Linked DNA regions of Homo sapiens: region 2 is linked to region 1. A link is a loop called in an ENCODE intact Hi-C map of the cell type or tissue named here. Cell type or tissue: ascending aorta. All regions are shown on one strand. Each heading gives the region's core, and the rest is flanking DNA. Links, peaks and the distances in the headings are about the cores only.

Region 1 (10,819 bases), core at 1,508-9,507:
GGGTTGCCATGAGCATTAAATGACATATGTGAGAGTGCTTAGAACAGTGCCTGGAATACATAAGTGCTAATTAAATATTAGCTGTCATTGAAGGGGGAGAGGAAACGGTAGAGTAGGAAAAAGGGCATTAGCTTTCATAACCTACATCCATCCAGGCACCTTCTTTAAATATAACTTAAACTCCTTGTGATCAATTTGATACTGAGTAGAACTGTTATTTATGGTGTAATTAGCTACTCTCAAGTTCACTTATGTAGCAAAAGTCAGGAAAAAGTAAGGAAAATAGGTTCTTAGGTAAATGTCCCCAGAAGTAGACCTTCAGATGAGGATTCACAAGCAAGTGATTTATTAAGGACATGCTCCCAGGGGAGGCAGGGAGGGAATGGAGGACAGGACAGAGAAGGGGAGGGAGCTAAGCAAATAGATTATCTTTTTTTTAAAATTTTTATTATTATTATTATACTTTAAGTTTTAGGGTACATGTGCACAATGTGCAGGTTAGTTACATATGTATACATGTGCCATGCTGGTGTGCTGCACCCATTAACTCGTCATTTAGCATTAGGTTTTTTTTTTTTTTTAATTACAAATAGATGATCTTAAGTGAAGTCACTGCCCCAGCCCGATCCCACAGGGGAGCTCTTGGGGGTAAGTTACACCCCTTTAGTGTACCACAAATCCAAACAAGGCAGCTGGACTTTGAGATGCTCACACCTGCTGGTCATTGGCTAAATTCCACCCCAGGGAACCTAAACCTCCAGGCACCATGAGCAAAGCAGTGTCAAAAGTCCACGCGGGCAGGAAAAACATACAGAATTTCAGGGAAGGCCACTCAGAAACAGGAAAAGGGTGGCGCCATTTGAATGAAGCAGCTGCTATCGTCCACTGAATATTATGGGTTTTGCTGAACAAGGCTGGGCAAAGAACTTACTGGGGCAAATTGGTGCTGCTAATTGGTGACCACCCAAACTTCCAAACAGTGGATCTCAAACTTCAGGCTGTGTAAGATCCCCTGGAAGTCGTTTAAAATGTAGATTCCTGGGCTTCATCTCCAGAAATTGTAATTCAGTGGGTGGGACTCAGGAAACTTCATTTTCAACATGCTCCCTGGGTAATTTGGATGTGGGGATCCTTGGACCATGCCCTGAGAATCACTGCCTTAGGGGACTGGCAGGAAGGTGTTGAGGTTGAGTGGTCAGGCTGGCTCACAGGCAGGGTTCCCAGTAGTGCTTAATGTTATCAGCAGTGCGCTGGTGAACAGACATGGAAAAGTGTGGAAACCGCTTCATGACTACCTTCCTGGGGAGGCACAAAACAAGACGGCTTGTCCCAAGTAGGGTGCAGAAAAACAATTTCCCTGGAGTGGCCATTGTGTGAGCCCTGAGGGAAAGGGGAGCAAGGGATGTAATTTAAAGAACTACAATCAGGGAGTGTCTTCAGCTAATTCCCCTAGAAAGCCTGAGACTAGGATCTGAGTTCAAGTAGTTTACTTGGAAGAGATCCCAGGAAGCACCAGTATGGAAGTGAGAATTGGAGGGACAGGGCAGAGAAGGCAGGTAGTCAGTACAGGATATGTTACCAGGCTGGGCGCGGTGGCTCACGCCTGTAATCCCAGCACTTTGGGAGGCCGAGGCGGGTGGATCACGAGGTCAGGAGTTTGAGACCAGCCTGACCAACATGGTGAAACCCTGTCTCTACTAAAAAATACAAAATTTAGCCGGCCATGGTGGCGTGTGCCTGTAGTACCAGCTACTCAGAAGGCTGAGGCAGGAGAATTGCTTGAACCCCGGGAGGCGGAGGTTGCAGTGAGCCGAGATCGCACCACTGCACTCCAGCCTGGATGACAGAACGAGACTCCATCTCAAAAAAAAAAAAAAAAAAGAAAAAAAAAAAGGATATCTTACCGGTGTCAGCAGCAGACCACTGTTGGCAACTGGGGTTTGATCCTGCTGGGCACATCTGAGAGACCATGCAAACACATGCTTGAGTTGTCCCACTTGGGGTGAGAAGCTGGGGCATTTTGCCATTGCCGCTTCCTGAAACTTCTGGCATACCCTGGGTATTTGGTGAGCACCCCCCTGCAGCTGGAAAAAGCCCCAGGCAGAGTTGCAGATGCTTGCAATAGAAAGCTATCAGCATGTACAAGGCTGGTGAGTGCTGAGCGGATACTGGCAGGACTCCTATAGCGTCTGCCAGAGGGAGTGGAAATTGTTCATTTCACAAACAAGGACGATTTCTCACACGAAATTGCCTGCTGCCTACAGGGCTTATGTTAGGTGGATCTGCTTGTCTGCAGTGGTCCTCTGTCCCTTAGCTGCATGTTCTGATGCCTTCAGTCTGGCCAGATTTCTGGGAAAATCCCAGCCAAAGGATTGTAAGAGGTCCAGGTCCTCTAGTTCATGAGGTTCTGAAGATGTGTGCTGCTGGTGGCCCAGGAATTAGCTTCTACCCACCCTGGCCTTGCACATTTTCTGTTCACTGCATTGCTAGCTATTGGAGCCACATCTGATCTCCAAAAATCCATGCCTGCCACCATTGCACCAGGCCAAGCCCAAGAGGAGAACTGTAAGACAGTCAGCATTTGTAGAGTTCCTTCTTGAACTGTCCTTCCTATCCATTTCTTTCTAGTTTCATCACCAGCCTTGATCATTTGTCACTGTCCCTTTTGTTTAACTGTCATTACCTCACAGTGCTGATGAAGCCATGAGGAGAACTGATATACCAGTGCTAATGATCATCAATGAGGTGATGGTGGAGGTGACAGGAAACAGGAGAAAATGACAAGGACAATTTGACATAGCCAAGAAAGGGATCCCCAGGCATGTCCACAGAGTTTGGGAAAGAACACGTCAAAAAATTTACCAAAAAAATATGGTCATGAGCTCATGGCTGGAGAGTCCAAAAACCAGAGATGAGCAAGAGAAAATGATTGCTGAAGAATTGTTCATAATATATAACCACAGAGGAAGCTGGAGAGGAGAGGAATGGGGTGGATCTAAAGAAGCCGTCGAGGCTTCAGCTCTTCAATAGCTTTGATTTTGAAGGGATATGTATAGAAACAGAAACCAGACATCAGTAAAGAATCAACACAAATCATGTCAAAAGTTTATCAGATTGGAAATCAAAAGATAGAATGGCCCAGATTTTCAGAAAGTCTAATGTCAGCAATACAAAAATCATTTGTGCTACATTTAGACCAGAAATAAAATAAGGAGAAAATAGGTCTGCTTGGGGTGAGTGAAGTGATACAAGCAAAAGACCACGAGAAAGAACCGTACAATTCCTAGTTTGTTTCCCCCTTTTTCTTATTGTTTATTAAAGAGAATGCTCTTTAAACTGGAAATGGTGAAAGACTCTTGGTTAAAGAAGAGAGAGAGGCAGAAATAGAAAAGAGTGTGAGTGTTTTGAACAAGTTCAAATAAGGCAATCTGTAGGTGGAAGGGGCTGTCATTGGGGGTAGTGCATTCAGTTTTGTATGTCAAGTTTTCAAAGAATCACTGTCTCTTATAAAAAGGGGACAGGGTACCTGGGAAATGAGGTCTCTGAAAGTCATGGCAAGTGAAAGCTGTAAGTGCTAGGTAGGTATAGTCTGGCAAGGGGGAGACATGGAGGAAGGACATCAAGCTAACACAAAAGATGCAAAGGGATGACATTTGGAAAAGGTCTGGACCAGGCTGTGGTAGGGTAGAGAGTAGAACTAAGCCCAGTGGGTTGACATTCCATTGACAGTCCAACGCAGTATGAAACTTCTGAATGCTTAGAAGCAATTAGCATTAAACAACTGCCTCAAGGTAGTGGTGTCTCTACAACAGTAAAGTTTAACCTGAGAGTAACTGAATCTGTCAAGGCTGTTGTAGACAGAATTTTTGTAGAGGATATGAGGCTAGGATCTCAAGCATTCTTTCTTTCTTTTTTTTTGAGACAGAGTCTCACTCTGTCGCCCAGGCTGGAGTGCAGTGGCACGATCTTGGCTCACTGCAACCTCTGCCTCCCGGGTTCAAGTAATTCTGCCTCAGCTGCCCGAGTAGCTGGGATTACAGGTGCCTACCACCATGCCCGGCTAATTTTTGTATTTTTAGTAGAGATGGGGTTTCCCCATGGTCAGGGGGTTTCCCCCCTGACCATGTTGCCCAGGCTGGTCTCGAACTCCTGGCCTTAAGTGATCTGCCCACCTTGGCCTTCCAAAGTGCTGGGATTATGGGCATGAGCCACCACGCCTGGCCCCAAGCATTAGTTCTTAATCTTCTTTAGGCCACGGACTCTTTTGATAATCTGATAAAAATGATAGATTCTCTATGTATTAAAATGCCGGTATGTGCCAACACTACTCTTTATGTTCAATTTCAAGGAGTTCATTTTTCCTAAAGCAGGACTATGGTCCCCAGCTTAAGCCCACCTCTAAAGGGATTCTTCTATCTCTAAAATGCAGCGATTCTAAGTCCTTTCTATAGAAGTTGTATTTTCATGAATCTTTCCTCAGTGACCCTTTGTAAACCTTTTTTTTTTTTTTTTTTTTTTTGAGACAGAGTTTCACTCTTGTTGCCCAGGCAGGAGTGCAATGGCGCGATCTCGGCTCACCGCAACCTCTGCCTCCCAGGTTCAAGCAATTCTCCTGCCTCAGCCTCCCGAGTAGCTGGGATTACAGGCATGCGCCACCACGCCCGGCTAATTTTGTATTTTTAGTAGGGACGGGGGTTTCTCCATGTTGGTCAGGCTGGTCTCGAATTCCTGACTGCAGGTGATCTGCCCACCTCGGCCTCCCGAAATGCTGGGATTACAAGTGTGAGCCACTGTGCCCGGCCTGTAAACATTTTTATGGCTTGATACAAAAAAAGGGGGGTGCTGAGTGTGCTATTTTATGAAACTAGCTGAATGTTCAGGCCGACCAAACATTCTGTCTCCTGATGTATGACTTCCACATTATGGCAGCACTTAAAAATTTTAAACCATCTCTCAGCACCTGTGTGTTTGACACCCACCACACACTATCTAATGCCAAGTCGCAAAGGTTCAACTTTGTAAATCGAAGGACTGATTCAACTTTGTAAATCAAAGGACTGATTCACAGTTATTTGCCTCTTGTTTCCAGCTGTGGTCTGCATCAGGTCGAAGAAATGTTGTAATACACAGAAGCACCACAAGATGACACCCTTGGGAAAGTCTTGCTTTGCAGGTTGGTTTCCCAGCTCTGACGTCTATTCTAAACATAGCCTTACAAAATGCTTGTGGAAGAGGGAAGAGAATCTATTACTGGGGAGGAAAAACACCAATGACAAAACAACCCTGGCACTTTCCTGAGTTTTGGGATACAGAGTCAAGTCTTGATTACTTTCTTCTGCTTCTTAATTATCAGTTTTTGCAGGCAGACACATAGATTTATGTAACACATAAGCATATCTTTCATACACATCTATTTTCTGCCGATGCTGATGCTCTATGTGATTTAGAAGCTGTTCATAACTTGGGAGAAGAGCCTTTCTTCTTTTGTATTGTAAGCTTTCACATCCACTTTTTTTATTGCCTCTGTCCCCTACTTCACTGTCAGTAAGAATATTGGGTTTGCATGGAAACATCATAAAATGCCTTTATGGAAAGAGGAAAGTGTGGTTAGACCAGCTTTTTCTGCCATGAATATCAGGCCAACTGGAGAGAAGATCAAAGCGAAAGGTGAGGGCAGAGTGGGCTAGGATGGAAAGCGGGATTACTCACTGAAATTGACATGTCTGTTCAATCCTTTTGCTCCCTCCAAATTTTTCTTAAAAAAGCAATTAAAAAAACCCCATGTTCATGCTACATTAAGCCTCATGTTTCCATTTCTCATTTTACTGCTTGAGTGGCACTTGCTATCACTTGGTAAGCTTACTTAAGAGAGGGAACAATGTCGATTAGAATACAGTTGTCTGTGTTGAGTAAGAGCCCTCCGTTGGTTTGTGGTCTTTGGCAGGCAGCTAGTAAAAATAATAAGCTCTGAACAGATGCCATGTTTCTTTGGCGAATGGTTTTGGCCAGTCTTCTTTTCATTTTTGTACCTGCAAGTGGAAAATTACTGCTTTAATGAGCTATGTTACCCAGTGGTAAAAATGTTTGAAATTACCCAATGGAGGAAAGCAGTCTTTTGAAAGATTTGTGAGAAGAGGTAATACAAAACCCCAACAAATTCCACTGGGAAATTCTTTTCTTACATTTTATTTCAAGGATAGTTCTGCTAGAAACCTGTATTTCTGAGCAAAGAGCTGTGAAACTGAATTCCAAACTAGTTACAACTGTGGGGAACAAGGCACATAGTCATTTAGAGAGCATCTTTCCTGGCCTGGCTCTGTGCTGGGCATTACTGGCAATGCAGGGATTAAAACGACACTGTTTCTCTCCTCTGGGAGCTTCCAACCTAATGGGAAAGACAAACATACAGAGACCCCATGTTATGCCTGGAATTATAGTTGAGTGCCAAGAGCAAAATAAAATAAAAGTACAGCTCTGCTTGGCTGGGTCTGGCTGCAGCAACTCAAAATCTACTAATATGCAGACGTTCGCAAAGTCAAATTATCTTTTGTCCTTGAAATCTAAGTAGCTGGCTGGATGTGGGTTATTTTTTTTCCTTCTTTTTAATACTTTTCTGTTCTTTGTTGTATTTCTAAAATAAGCATGTTTAGTTTGTTGTTGTTTTTTTTTTTTTTTTGCCCTCTTCATAAAAGCAAGTTGAGTCTGAAAAGGAAAATGTACACTTTTTTTGGGTAATAGTCATAATAATGTTACAAAAGCAAACATTTCCTTAGTGGTTACTATGGTGCCAGGTACTGTTCTAAGTGCTTTTATATATCAACTCATTTTAGTCCTCACAACCACCCTATGAGAGAGGTGCTATTATTACACCCATTTTATAGAGGAACATATGGAGGAAAGGTAACTTGCCCAAGGTTACGCAAGGAGTTAAGTGGCTGAGCAGGCTGGCTCCAGAGTCCAAGCTGCCTAATTTACATTCGGAAGGAAGAGTTTTTTCGCCTAAATTAATTTCCCATGTAACTGATGCTTGTCATCTGTCTCGGGATTGGGCTGGGAGAGAAATGATTTTTGAGAGCAGGATTGGGCTGGCGGGGAGATGCTGGGATTGGAAAGTTAGACCCAAATATGGTTCAGGCACTCAGAGAAGCCTCCAAGTGTTGACCAAAGAGTTTCCAGCTGGTTGGCCTAGACTGGCCTAAAGGGCTTGGGGAAATAGAGTCCTTCTCTAGAAAAGCAGCTGACCCAGTAAGGGAGCATGGAGAAGTGGTTGTAGCAGTGGGAAGGCGGGCAGAGGATCCTGGAGAAAGAGATTGGGGGTTAGGGGTGAGGTTAGGGTTAGGAGTTAGGGTTAGGGTTGGGGATTAAGGTTAGGCATTGGAGTTACATGTTAGGGTTGGGTTTGGGGGGTTAGGGTTAGGTAGTAGGGATTGGAGTTATGTGATAGAATGTGGGGTTAGTGTTGTGGTGGAGTTTGGTGTTTGGGTTAGGGTTAAGGGTTTGAGCAACCATTAGGGCTAGGATTTAGGGTGATTTTTAGGAGTTTAGATTAGGGTTAGCATTAGGATTTCAAGTTTGGTCTAGGGCTAGAGGATAGGGATTAGGGTTAGGAGTTATGATTAGTGTTTGGGTCAGGGCAGGCAGTCAACATACAGCTCTTTTGAGAGGCTGAAAGTGCTGGTCACTTGGCTAGGGTTTGGCAAAAGATATTAGAATCTGGGAGAGTGATTTTCAAGAGTAAAGCAAGAGTCAAGCCTACAAGGAGCTCTGAGTTACAGCCCAAATGAGATTCCCTGAACAGAAAGACAACAGGACCAAAGAAGACTCCGTATAACAGGAGCTGGGCTTGGGTTTGGGGGAGGAGCTATGACCAGGCAGTGCCAGGGCGTAAAGGAAAAGTTCAGGAATCATAACTGGGACACAGCCACAGTCAGGTGACCTGCTACTATAGACATCTTGCAGGATGGGCCCTGGGAACTGAGGGCAGAGTTGAGCTGCAGGGTGAGGTCTAGTGTATGTTTATGTAATTTAATTTTTAATAATGACTGTGTTTAACAACTGGCTTGCAAAATTCCTGATGATTTAACAATCAGCTCTTGCAAGTTGGTGCAAGTCTGTTATAGCATACCGCTGGTCTGAACCCCATAGCCAATCCTTTCTATGACTACCACAGCTGTGTCTACATCATTGAGGCTTCTAGTTACACATGAATACCCAGGAGGGAATTGGTTTATCAGGTGTTACCCACTGAAAAGGGAAACTTTAGAAGCATCCCAGTCACAACATTTGAATTATGGGCTTTGTAGAAACAGCTGTCCTACTGTTTAGTTAAAAAAAAAAAAGCGAAAGAAATTCCCTTGGTATTGGTATGCATGTAGATGCATGGTCCTTTTGGCTGTGTGAGGATGATGCTGTGGAAGAAGTGTTGCATCTCATCATGGTGAAAGATGTGTGCTGAAACCCCCTTCAAGGTGCCTACACACACACACACACACACACACACACACACCATTAGATACTTATTGTCAGTTGCTGCTTATGCCTGTATTCCTTATGTATCAGTCAGCTACTGCCACAATTATGATGTATAATAAACTACCCCAAAACACATTCATTATGTTAAAACAACAATCATTTATTCTTGCTCATGCATCTGTGGATTGGCTTATCTAGGCTAGCCCTGACTGGGCTTGGTTCTAAGGAGCAGGCTGGGCCTAGGTATACTCTAAGTGCCTCTCATCCTCTTTGCACTAGTAGGATATGTAGGCCATGCTCTGCTCACAAAAATGGCACAGACATAAGTGAACAAGCCCAACTGCGAAGCACATTTTAAGCCTCTGCTAACATCCCACTGGCCAAAGGATGTCACATGGCCAAGCCCAGTATCATCAATGAGATGGGGAAGTACACTTTGCTTCTAGTGAGAGGAATTATAAAGCCACAAGACAGAGGGTATGATGTGGGGAAGGGCAAAGAATTGAGGACAACAATGCAATCTGCTATGCCACATGTTTACCAGACTGAATCACACAGGAATCAGCTTATGACCCTGAACTCGTGGTTTAAACTTCCGAACGAGTTCTGGACTATATAGGCAAAGAATGGAGAGAATTGCTACTCTAATGTATAGTACCACGGGAGACACAGCTTCTCTGATCTAGTATTTGGAGCAAACTTTTCCCAGCTCTTTTAGGCTGTACCATACCTGGGAATATGTTCCTCACTTCTCCATCATTGCTCAGCTATTCACTTGTCTGGCCATTTTTTTCTGCCCATTTTCTCTGCCATGCTTAGACACACACCTGTCATCCATCTTTCTCCATCCATTATGGCTGACACCACCTCCATCCCAAAGGATGAAGAGAAAAAGCTGGAACTTCTAGGTACTGCAGTGTCGTGGTATAGTGGGCACATACAGGTTAAGCAGGCAGCCTGATGCAGGTTTGAAATTCCTACTTTTCACTAACAAGCCATGTGAATTTGGGGAGGCTCTGACATTCAGTTCCCCCACTGACAAAGTGGAGATAATTGCACATATTTCTTTTTTTCTTTCTTTCTTTCTTTCTTTTTTTGAGATAGAGTCTCGCCCTGTCACCCAGGCTGGAGTGCAATGGCACGATCTTGGCTCACTGCAACTTCCGCCTCCCGGGTTCAAGCTATTCTCCTGTCTCAGCCTCCTGAGTAGCTGGGATTACAGGTGTGCACCTCCTCACCCAGCTAATTTTTGTATTTTTAGTGGAGACGGGGTTTCACCATGTTGGCTAGGCTGCTCTCGAACTCCTGACCTCGTGATCCACCCGCCTCGGCCTCCCAAAGTGCTGGGATTACAGGTGTGAGCCCCTGTGTCCGGCCCAATTGCATGTATTTCATAAGATGTTGTGTGGTTGAAATAATAAAGGTAATAAACGTTGTTCACAATTAGCATGATGCCTAGCACACAGAAGGGAACTGATACATGTTTTTGGTTGGAAGACAATATCACCAAATATAAGCCTATCTTGGATGGAATTTAGAATCTAGATTGTAACTTTAAAACCTAAAATAGACTGTAAGCTATTTTCTTGGGAAAATTCCCACCGTCTTCCAGGAAGGTATAAGTTATCAACCAGTGTTGAGATGACCTTCATAGAGAAGTAAGCTCAGCACTTAGGAAAAAGAAAAAAAAGATGACCTTGAACTGCCCTGTGGAAAACTCAGAACTGGTTCCTCTGCACCTGGAGGCCATCCAAGGGTTATTCTATTCCTAACCTGGTTCTCAGACTTTGCATCATTTCTCCTGCCCATAGCTGGTTTTGTGATTCTGCCCAAAACACACACACACACACACACACACACACACACACACACACACATATACACACCCCTCTTCTGCAGATGGCTACATCTCAAGGCCCAGGCAAGGAATTATGGGTGTGATGGCCTTAAAACTTAACGTGAATCCTCATTGACAAACCCAGAACAAACCCACCTTCCGCTGCCTTTAGGGGTAATTGTGTCTTATTAAAATATATTGACAGTTGATCTGAACCCAAGGGAATGTGCCTGTTCGAAATAACCTTTGTCTCTCTACCTCACAAACAATTCAACTCAATGAACACTTATAGGAAGTCATCAAAGACAGAATTAAAGATCCAAAGAGAAACATAGGGGTGAGAAAGATTGGAGTATTAAAAGAAGGTCATTGGGCTTTTCAGAGTTGAATCCACTGGCTGGTGGTAAAAAGCTGTAGTGAAGAATATTCTCCAAGTCCTTCCACCTTGACATTTCTAACTGAACCTACCTCCATCCCACTCATCCATTTAAAAAATATAGAAGGGTTGTA
Region 2 (10,819 bases), core at 1,073-9,072, 52 kb after region 1:
TATCAAAAGTGTCCTTTCAATACAGAGAACCACCCCAAAGCAAGATTCTTTCAAAAGTACATAGCCTTGAATAACAGTCCCTGCCTTAAAGGAGGGAAAGAGCTTTCCATGAGGAATCAGTTGTATTTTGCAACTGACAAAAAAGTTAGGAGACTTTTCCTTGAATGTCTTGGTAGGGGCCCAGAGTTTAAACCAAATCCTGTCAGATTAACTGTTCCCTAGAGAGCTGGGTGGCAGAAGCTGCCTAGGATAATGGTGTGTGGGGTGTAGGAAGGAAGGACAAAGGACTTCCGAAAGGCCTTGGAATGACTTACCTTGTTGTCAGTTTTCATCCGAAGAAATCCTTGATGTGTATAAATAAGGGTTGCCATTAAAAGAACCACATCAGTACTGGTGGGGAAAACAAATTACTAAAAACTCCGCCCTTCCCATTCATCAAAGCAAAAGTGTCCAAGATTCACTGAAGGTGAACGAGGGCAGTTGCCCTGGCAGAGTCAGGCTTGCCATACAATTTCTGATTCCCTTTTGATGCCCTGCAGTTAATTCTGAGTCAGTAGAAGGCATACTTAGACCAGATCAATGAAAAGTCTGATGCTCGTGACTTAAAGCAATTTTAATTGCAAGTATATAATGAGGAGTAAATAATTAACAAGATGGTTCCAAATTGATGTTTTGCAAGGCCTAGTTTAATGGTTTATTTTAAAATCAGAAGCATAGTTGCATATAGTTAAAGGCAAATGTCCTTTGAACAGTTTGCTCCTAGAAACAGGTAAACTAGATATCCTATGATCTTTTTACACCTTTAATTGTTTAGCAAGCTTTTCTTTCAAAGAGGGTTTCAAGTAAACTTTGGCCTAGCTCAGGTTGAATTATAATGAAATCTTAAAACACTGAAGACTAAATTTATTATATGGAAGCTGTATCTATAACTGTTATCAGCCAGATATGTAGACTCGTGGTTGATATTTTTTTATGGCCTTATGAAACTGTCAACAGCCCTGACCTGTATGTCCCTGGGCGATTCACTCAACTGTCTAGGCTGCTGCTTCCTCATCTACAAAACAAAAAGATAGACCAGCTGATCGCTGAGTTCCCTCCACGCTCTGAAACATCATGACTAGATTACACTATAGGGATGTCCATCTCTTAGGGTCAGAGGACTCAGAGCAACCTACCCAGAGCTTTCCTTAGAAGTGATGTTTTCCTTTTAATACATAAAAGTATGAAGAATGTGGAAAAATGGGCCGGGCATGGTGGCTCATGCCTGTAATCTCAGCACTTTGGGAGGCTGAGGCGGTGGATCACCTGAGGTCAGGAGTTCAAGACCAGCCTGGCCAACGTGGTGAAACCCCGTCTCTACTAAAAATACAAAAATTAGCCAGATCTGGTAGTGCACACCTGTAGTCCCAGCTACTCGGGAGGCTAAGGAAGGAGAAAAATGTTTTCAATTCCTTCTTGCCTCCTTGGAAATCTTTCATGGGTCAAATAATCAGGACTTAGGAAAAAAATAGAATGCTCACAAAGCAATAATCCCTAGATGGGAGCAAGGGTTAAATAATTGAGAGTTGGTTACTGCAAGGAAAGTAGATGCCATGAGAGAAAAACACATTTGTCTTTGCTTCCACAAATATCTAGATCATGCCTGTTGGGAACAAGATTCGTTCCCAGTTAGTACATTTAGTGCTGCCAGAAGTAGCATTTTGTGTTTGATTTCTGTAACTATCAGAAAAGCATGAGATCACAGCTGTAACGCAAGATGAGGCCATTCCTAGGGCTTGGTGTTTCTACCCACCCCAACTCTGAGGTGGATGCGCAGTGGTCCATAGGTAGCATTTTGAGGATCAGGGTACCACAGTCTTAAGAGTATTGATGCCAACTAAATCAGGTATTTAAAACGCAAATTTTTGTATCATGAAACCCTTTTTGCCAAATTAGGTGGTGTGCATTTTCTGAACATTGTCCTATAAATTATAAACGCATCTAAAAATGTTCAACCACAGCTTCTTGCAAAAATTCTTCCACCTGAGACAACTTGTGACCATCCTCTCAGCCAGCTTCTTGAGAAAGTGACAGTTTGGATAGCGGACTTGGAGTTGGGAGAGTAGACAAGGAGGTCACTTCAGCTGCTTGGCTGAACCTCACTCCCTTCCTGTGGCTCTGCCTTCCTCATCAATGGGACAGGAATCTGGAAGAATATTCCAAGCATATTGAGGACTATGTGTATATGAACACTACGGAGTATATGTACACACTTGAAGGAAGACTAATGAAAACAAATTTACAAGAGAATCTAGGAGCAAGTTATAATAGTGATCAGTACTGTTATGTATATGAGTGTGTCTGATGTGTGATATTTTGTAGGTAAGTTCAGAACTTGTTCCCACAAACTTTGCAAATATCTTCTGGGGCATGGGAGGCTGGGGCACAGGAGGCTGAATAATGTCTCCTCCTCCTCCGTCTTTGTCTGTTTTCTGCTGCTATGGCAAAATATCTGAGACTGGGTAATTTATAAAGGACAGAAATTGATTTTTCACAGTTCTGGAGCTAAGAAGTTGAAGATCAAGGTGCCAGAATCTGGTGTCTTGTGAGGACCTCCTTGCTGTGCCCACACATAGTGAAAAGTACAAGGACAAAAAAAAAAAAAAAAAAAAAAAAGACTAAGCCTTTGTCCTCACACGGCAGAAGAGCAGAAGAGAGCAAACCCACTCCGGAAAGCCCTTTTTATAATGACATTAATCCATTCATGAGGACGGAGCCCTCATAATCTAAATACCTCCCAAAAGGCCACACCTCCCAATGCTGTAGCATTGTGGATTAAGTTTCCAACATATGGGTTTTGGGGGACACATTCACACCATAGCACCCTACCCCCCAAAGATGTCTACCTCCTGTCTACCTCCTATCCCTGGAAGCTGTGAATGTGTTACCTTAACATGACAAAAGGGATATTGCAAATATGATTAAATTAAAGATCTTGAGATACGGAGACTAACCTGGATTATCTGGATGGGTCCAATGTAATCACGAAGGTTCTTATAAGAGGGAGACAGGAGGGTAAGAGTGAGATAAGGAGAGTCAGAGAAGGAGATGAGACAATGGAAACAGAGGTTGGAGGGATACAGGGCCAGGAGCCAAGGAACACAGGCAACCTCAAAAAACCAGAAAGGCAAAGAAGTCAGTTCTCACCTAGAGCTTCCAGAAGGAATTCAGCCCTGCCTACTCCTTGATTTTAGGACTTCTGACCTTTAGAACTGTAAGATAATAAATTTGTGTTGCTTTAAGCCACTAAGTTTGTGGTAATTTGATACAGCAGCAATTGAAAACTAACATAGGAAGACTCCACAGGATGTTTTCAATTCAACAAGGGTGGCTTGGTGACAGCATTGGGAGTAATGACTGGGGGCACTGTTCAGAGAGCCAGCGATCAGCTGGACACTATGCTAGGAACTGAGACCTCAGTGGTGGACAAACTGGCATGGGCTCTGCCAATATGGAACTTACAGCTGTGAGAGGAACACTGGCAGCAAACCAAAACTTGCTATTAATCAACTTCAAGTGTGCAGTGTGTTATGGAGGAGTACCGCCTGCCTGGTGTGATGGGAGTGATTAAAAGGAGACTGAGTCCATTGGGAGGATCAGGAAAGGTTTTCCTGAGGACGTGGTGTTTAAGGCAGACTCTAAGGATGGGTAGGCGTTAGCTATTTCAGGTCAATGGGAGTGGAAAGAGCATTTTAGACAGAAGGAAGAGCATAGCCAAAAGCTGTAGGCAGGCAAAACACTGAATTTTAAAGAATTAAAATATATCCAGTATTGCCGAAGCAGACAAAATAAGAGCTAGAGTTGTACAAGAGGAGATGGAGAGATGCTAGGGTCTAGACCAGGCAGGGATAGGCCATTGAAGGAGAGTGGCCTGACTATATGTACATTTTTAAAGATCATGTAAGCTGCAGTGGATGAAAGAATAGGGTGGGAGGCAAGAGAAAATGTAGGGAGGCCAGTTATAAGAACATTGCCATAGCCTGATGAAAAGTAACCGTAGCCCTGGCCAGGATAGTGGTAGTTGGGATGGAAGAAAGCAGAGGATTCAAGAGATATAGAGGACACAGAATGCAAAGACTTGTTGCCTGAGGGGATGTAAGAGGTGATAGAGAGGGAGGTGTTAAGAGTGATTCCCAGGTTCTTATCTTAAGCAAACTGATCAATGAAGCCACCATTTTCTAAGGAAGAGAGCAATGCTGGAAGATAAGGATTTTGGCAAGAACAGAAGAGTACCATTTTGGACATGTATAGTTTGAGGAGATCACTAAGACACTCAAGAGGAAATGGCTAGTAGGCATTTGGATATGTAGGGGCAGGAGATTTAAATTTGGGAGTCAGGATTGAGATGGTAAGTGAAGCCACAGGGATAATGGAAATTGCCTAGAAGAGAGGGGCAAGTAAGAAAAGGGTAAGGACAGAGCTCTAAGAAACTCTAAGATAAAGCAGAGAAGCAGAAGTCACGAAGAGAGACCCAGCAGTGTCCAGAGAGCAGGAGGAAAACAAGGAGAGCATGGAGTCACTGAATTCAAAGAAAGAGAGTTTTCCAACAAGGAGGGAGTGACCACAAGATCAAGAAAAACAGGACTAAAAAGTATCCCTTGGTCATGAAGATCATTAATGACCTTAGCATGAATTTGGTATGGTGGGGGAGTAGGGAGCAGAACCAGGAATTGTCACCTCCTCGGAGTGTTTCTGGCAGGAAAAGCTGCATGGTGGTGAGAAATCCAATGCTGTTGGGGATGGGGCCGAAATATGATTGCACTTCGAATCACCGCTAGAAAAGTTCCCCTTCCCCCACCAATAGCACACACATGTACTTTGCCCTCCCAGAAAGACAAATGTAGGTGGTGGAAAGGACTCCAGACTCCTGGGTTTTAACCACATGTATTAGTCTTTAGGCTGCCACTCACCTACTGGGTAACTTATAAACAACAGAAGTTCACGTCTTCTAGTTCTAGAGGCTGGGAATTCCAAGGTCAAGGCACCAGCAGATTCAGTATCTGGTGAGGGCCTGCTTTCTCAAAGATGGTGCCTTCTCACTGAATCCTCACATGGTGGAAGGGGCAAGCTAGCTCTCTGGGGCCTCTTTTATAAGGGCATCGACCCCATTCATGATGACCTAATCACCTCCCAAAGGCCCCTCCTCCTAACACCTTCACCTTCGGGATTAGGGTTTTTGCATATAAATTTTGAGGGGCACAAGCATTCAGATCATAGCACCACACTTCCACGGATGCTTTGGCCAGAATCATTCTATCAGTTGTTCTTGTTAGCTCGAGTCCTTGCTTGCTGCCATCTCTCTCGGTTATTCTGCATCTTGAACCATGAACTCACTTTCTCCTTCACTTTCTTCCTTTCACTCTCCTAATGTTGGAGAGATTTTATGTCTCCAGGGAGTCTGAGTTAATCAAAATCTCATTGCAACTGCTTCTCATCCAATGAGTATGCAGCGGTTCTTCACTGGGAACATGGCCAGTCCTGTGAGAAGACAAAGGACAATAGGATCTTAGTTAGGCAGGTGAGGCATGAATAAGTATAAGGGAAGGTTACAGGTGAGTCTTCTACCTAGGAGAAGCCAGAAAGGCTATTGGAAAAGCCAACAGTTGCCCCAGATTGAAGGTTTAAATAAGCGGAAGAGAAAATGTATCTTTACTTTTTTATTGACTACTGAAATTCAGCTTATACCCAATTCAGATGGAGTTCCTTGACCGTGACTATGAGGTATATATGAGTCCAGCCTTCTCCACTCTATGAGACAACATAGCATAAGAATGAGATATTTCTTGAGTTATACTGCCAAATAAAACTTATCCAAGACCAAAGTGACTTTCTCACTGAAACCAGGGCAACAACAGGAATGCTGAGAAGAAAAAAAAAATGCAGTGAAAGAACGAAGCCATTTTGAGGGAAAGGAATACAAGAAAAAAAGGGTTATACAAGGAATTATACTAGGAAAAACAGAATACTGCTCTGACTCATGCAGTAAACTTGCTTTGTAAGCTGGTGAAAAAATAATTGATGTAATTAGAGAGGAATATCAGAGTTCTGAACTTGGTTTTGAATAATGCTTTGAACACAAACATAGCTTTTATGCGTAAATTTGGAGGTAGTTCTTTTCCCCCTCTCTTCATTATTTCCTTTGTCCTTCAGCTTTGGAAATTACTCCCTATAGTAAAATAAATGATTTCCTCTTATTTTCCTGTGAAAGTACTTGTCCTAACCCTTCTCTCAGGATCTATTGAATAAATTAGTACTTGAGGAACAATAGCTTTGGGTGACTACATTGGCATCAATAAATAATTTAGTATTGTAGTCAGAGCTCTTCTCATAGATTCATGGTCTCCTTTTTAGAGATCAGCTGAAGTCAAGCCCTCTCACTTTACATCTGAGGAACAGGGTGTTGAAAGATAAAGCAATTTTCCCAAACCCATAGAGCTAGTTAGTGGCAGATCTAGGCCTGGAACTTCAAGGTCAGGTGTCTGCCTACATTATGCTGCCATGCTCAAATGTATGGAAACAGCAGCAGCCCCCATAATTGAAAGCTGGTGGACCCCAGGAGGGTAATGTTTTCAGTCCTTACAACAAACCTATAAAGGAGGCTTCATTATTCTAATATCCCACTTTTCGGATGAGAAAACCAAAGCTCAGAGAGGTTAGATAACTCACCTAAGATCACACAGTCAGTAAATAGCAGAACTGCCTAATCTTGTGAGATGACCAAGTAGGGTGTACCAGTATCTAGGACTGACAGAAGACAGGTGATGCCCTGCCTAGTAGCGGGAGGAATGCCCAAAGGCCCACCCAACCAAAATGATCGACCCGATTTCTTTGCTATGGTGGTGAAAGATTGCACTTCAATTCACTGCTAGAAAAGACCAAAATATTGAGGGAATGGGACACTGAAGAGTTATGGAAAGGGAAACAGAAGAAAAGAGAACTCTTCAGGTACAGTAGGATGATACTGGTCAGATGGAGGCAGCGTGAAGGTAAGTGGTCTCTGGAGAAAGAAGTGCTAAAACAAAAGCAGACACTGCCCAGCTCAGAATTGTCTATAGAATGAGCCTGGATCTTTGAGACCCTAATTGGGCTTTGGTGTTTATGGAAGTGGATAGCATGCGTTTATAGAACATGATCAGTATACTCTGACTGTACTATTAGGGAAAGGGGTCCATAGTTCCATAAAATTGAATTAATAATAATCCTGGGCTCAGGATACATAGGTACATGCTTGGCCCTGTTTTTAAATGAATACATGCATACATAAATATGTGCAGCCATGATCCCAACACCCAGTCCAAGAGTTAGCGCATTTGATGAAGCTGTCTGACAATAACAAGTTTGGAGGAAGAGGATATGGATTAACAAAAGCTCTTATTTACCCGTGGAAGTGGGAGTTGGTTTAATCAGTTTGCATTCCCTTAATAGAGTTAGACAGTCTCATACCTTTTGATCTGAAACCATTCCACTTCTAGGTCTACAAACTTGTCCCCAAATAATGTTCACAGCAGCACTGTTTGCTGTTTATAGTAGCAAAAAATAGATAGATATATAGACAAGAAAGGAAGGAAGGAGGAAAGGAAAGAAGAAGGAAGAAAGAAAGGAAGGGAGGGAGGGAGGGAGGAAGGGAAAGGGGGAGGGGAGAGGAGGGGAAGAAGCAACCCAATGGAAAAAGAAACTAGAAACAACCTAAATGTCTCGATGGCTACAAATGTAACAGAAAATGAATCTTTGCAATCTAATACTTAGGGCAAAAGCTGGTTCCAGAAGTCTTCTTATAGCACAGTATTCTTCTTAGGAAATTTTAAACCACTGAAATGAAATCATATAAGCATACATACATATGTGTATGATAAAATTATTTTTTGTAAAAGCCAGAGAATGACCAAATTTAGGGCAGTGCCCTCAGCAGGCCAGAGGTGCTAGGGAATTGCTTTCCCTCCCCAGGAGCAACCCTCAGCCACTGACCAATGGGAATTGGTGTATGAATATCCCAGGTCCCTTGCCTCTCGGGTGAAATAAGTCTGAGATATGTGTCTATGCTGTCTCCATGAGATCCCAGTGGAATGAAGCTCAAGCTACCAATCATAACTTGCATGATTACATGCAAGCCTTGACTGGCTGGCTCCCCTACTCCCCTGGAGGTACTTTCTGGCATAATCTCTCAAATAAGCAACTTGCACATGGTCTGCTTTGGGGGAAAAAAACCAAACTAATCTTAGATCTCAGATCATAATGGTGATACTGTCAGCTTGACACACGGAACTTCATAAATATTAATGGAAGAGCCAGTTTAAAGCCTTTAACATAGATGCTCACCTAGGTTCTTTCACCGATAATTCAGTATTATATGTCATCCAGATGTTAGCTGGGGTCCCTCATGCCCTGAGGGACCGAGGTGAAAGTGTCCCATCCTGCCCTCGTTCATTCATCTGCCTTTCCCCCACCCTACCCTCAAATCAACAGTGTGTTCTCTTAGACACCTCTGCTACCTGGCTGTTTGTTTCACATAGCTCCTGGGCTCTTCTTAGAGCACCCTCCCCACTCTTTTTCCTCCAGTCTTTACTTCTCCCCTCTCCCTTCCAGGATCATGCCAGGCTCCAAATTCTTCTTTCCACAACTCCAATCCCAAACTTATATATCCAAATCCATCAAGATACTCTTTGAGAAAAAGAAATTATAGGACTAGGCTGGGCATGGTAGCTGATGCCTGTAATCCCAGCATTTTGGGAGGCCGAGGCAGGCAGGTTGCTTGAGCACAGGAGTTTGAGACCAGCCTGGGCAACATGTTGAAACCCCATGTCTACAAAAAATACAAAAATTAGCCAGACATGGTGGCACACATCTGTAGTCTCAGCTACTTGGGAGGCTGAGGTGGGTAGATGGCTTGAGCTCGGGAGTTTGAGGCTGCAGCGAGCCATGGTTGCACCACTGCACTCCAGCCTGGGCGAAACAGCGAGACCCTATCTCAAAAAAAAAAAAAAAAAATTACAGGACTAGCTAGCAAAGTTTTCTTCCTGCTACATCTAAAACTATAGACAAATACAGGAATCTTTCTTTCTTGAATGGGAAAAGTCTAGATCTTCAACAGTACCCACTCAAAAACTCTAAGTTATGGTTATATAAAAAGGCTACATCACTCATCACCAGTCATGTGTTTGTTAACTTGGCCTCAAGGACTAAGGAAGTGTAGTTTTATTTTTTCAGTGAAGCTTATCTGTGTGAAGCAATTTCATTTTTCGAGAACACATCTCCTCCCATTCTTTTTTGTCATCACTTCCTCTGCTTGTATAGATCTTCAAATCATGGCCGAGAAAAAAGCCTTGGTGTTTTAGTCCATTTAGTGTTGCTATTAAGGAATACCTGAGGCTGGGTGATTTATGAAGAAAACAGGTTTATTTGGCTCTGCAGGCTGTACAAGAAGCATGGTGCCAGCATCTGCTCCTGGTGAGAGCCTCAGGCTGCTTCCACTTATGTCAGAGGGGGAAGGGGAGCCAGGGTATGCAGAAATCACATGGCGAGAGAGGAAGCAATAGAGAGGGGAGGGAGATGCCAGAGTCTTTTTCACAACGAGCTCTGGCAGGAATTAATAAAGTGAGAACTCACCCACCCTCCCACACCCCCGAACCAGGGAGGACATTAATCTAATCATGAGGGATCCACCCTGATATGGTTTGGCTCTATGTCCCCACCCAAATCTTATCTTGTAGCTCCCATAATTCCCATGTGTTGTGGGAGGGACCTGGTGGGAGATAATTGAATCATGAGGGTGGGTCTTTCCTGTGCTGTTCTCGTGATGGTGAATAAGTCTCAAGAGATCTGATGGTTTTAAAAACGGGAGTTTCCCTGCACAGCTCTCTCTGCCTGCCACCAACCATGTAAGACGTGACTTGCTCCTCCTTGCCTTCTGCCATGATTGCGAGGCCACCCCAGCCATGTGGAACTGTAAGTCCATTAAACCCCTTTCTTTTGTAAATTTCCCAGTCTCAGGTATATCTTTATTAGCAGCATGAAAATGGACTAATACACACCCCTATAACCCAAACATGTCCCACCAGATCCCATCTCCAACACTGTGTATCAAATTTCAACATGAGATTTGGAGGGGACAAACATTCAAACTATAGCACTTGCCAACTGAATAACGCCCTGAACAAGAATCCAGTATTGAATTTATTGGCTCTACCACACTTCAGTGGCTGACCTTAGGCAGCTTACTTAACTTTTTAGGCCTCAGTTTTCTTCATCTGTAAATGATATGAGGATTAAAAGAGGTAACCGCACCTAACACAGCCCTGGCACAAAGAAGTCCAGAAGCTAATGCTAGTTACCTTCCCAAATAAATAGAAGTATAAAGGGCACTCTGCAATATACCTAGCACAGCACTGTCCAGTAGAAATCTAATATGAGCCACAAATGTGAGCCACTGAGGTAATTTTACATTTTCTAGAAGGCACACTTTTAAAAGGGTAAAAAGAAATCAATAAATAGATAAAATCAATTTTAACAATATGTTATATTTAATCAATATACCCAAAAGGTTATTGTATTAGTCCATTCTCACACTGCTGATAAAGACCCGAGACTGGGTAATTTATAAAGAAAAAGAAGTTTAATGGACTCACAGTTCCACATGGCTGGGGCAGCCTCACAATCATGGCAGAAGGTGAAAGGCACATCTTACATGGCAGCAGACAAAGAGAAAAATGAGTCAAGTGAAAGGGGAAATCCCTTATAATCAGATCTCATGAGACTTATTTATTACCACAAGAACAGTATGGGA

The links. Hi-C counts contacts between places; a loop is a spot of excess contacts. Peaks named below come from ENCODE experiments on the same cell type or tissue, not always from the same donor. Only the 100,000 strongest peaks of a DNase experiment are listed, where the experiment ranks them.
Region 2: it touches region 1 in a loop (3-fold over the local background); 3 of 110 quality-filtered maps call a loop at or near these places.

Annotation. Positions count from the first base shown.
Region 1 is chrX:24,390,809-24,401,627 of GRCh38, forward strand. No RefSeq gene overlaps it. Among named protein-coding and RNA genes, the nearest start is that of SUPT20HL1, 36 kb to the left of the region's middle. In ascending aorta, for the core only: a CTCF peak has its summit at 5,143 (motif pointing right); DNase peaks (open chromatin) are centred at 2,117, 5,143, 5,941 and 6,323; H3K27ac peaks cover 3,434 bases.
Region 2 is chrX:24,443,147-24,453,965 of GRCh38, forward strand. No RefSeq gene overlaps it. Among named protein-coding and RNA genes, the nearest start is that of PDK3, 17 kb to the right of the region's middle. In ascending aorta, for the core only: no CTCF peak of the experiment used is centred there; no DNase peak of the experiment used is centred there; H3K27ac peaks cover 4,419 bases.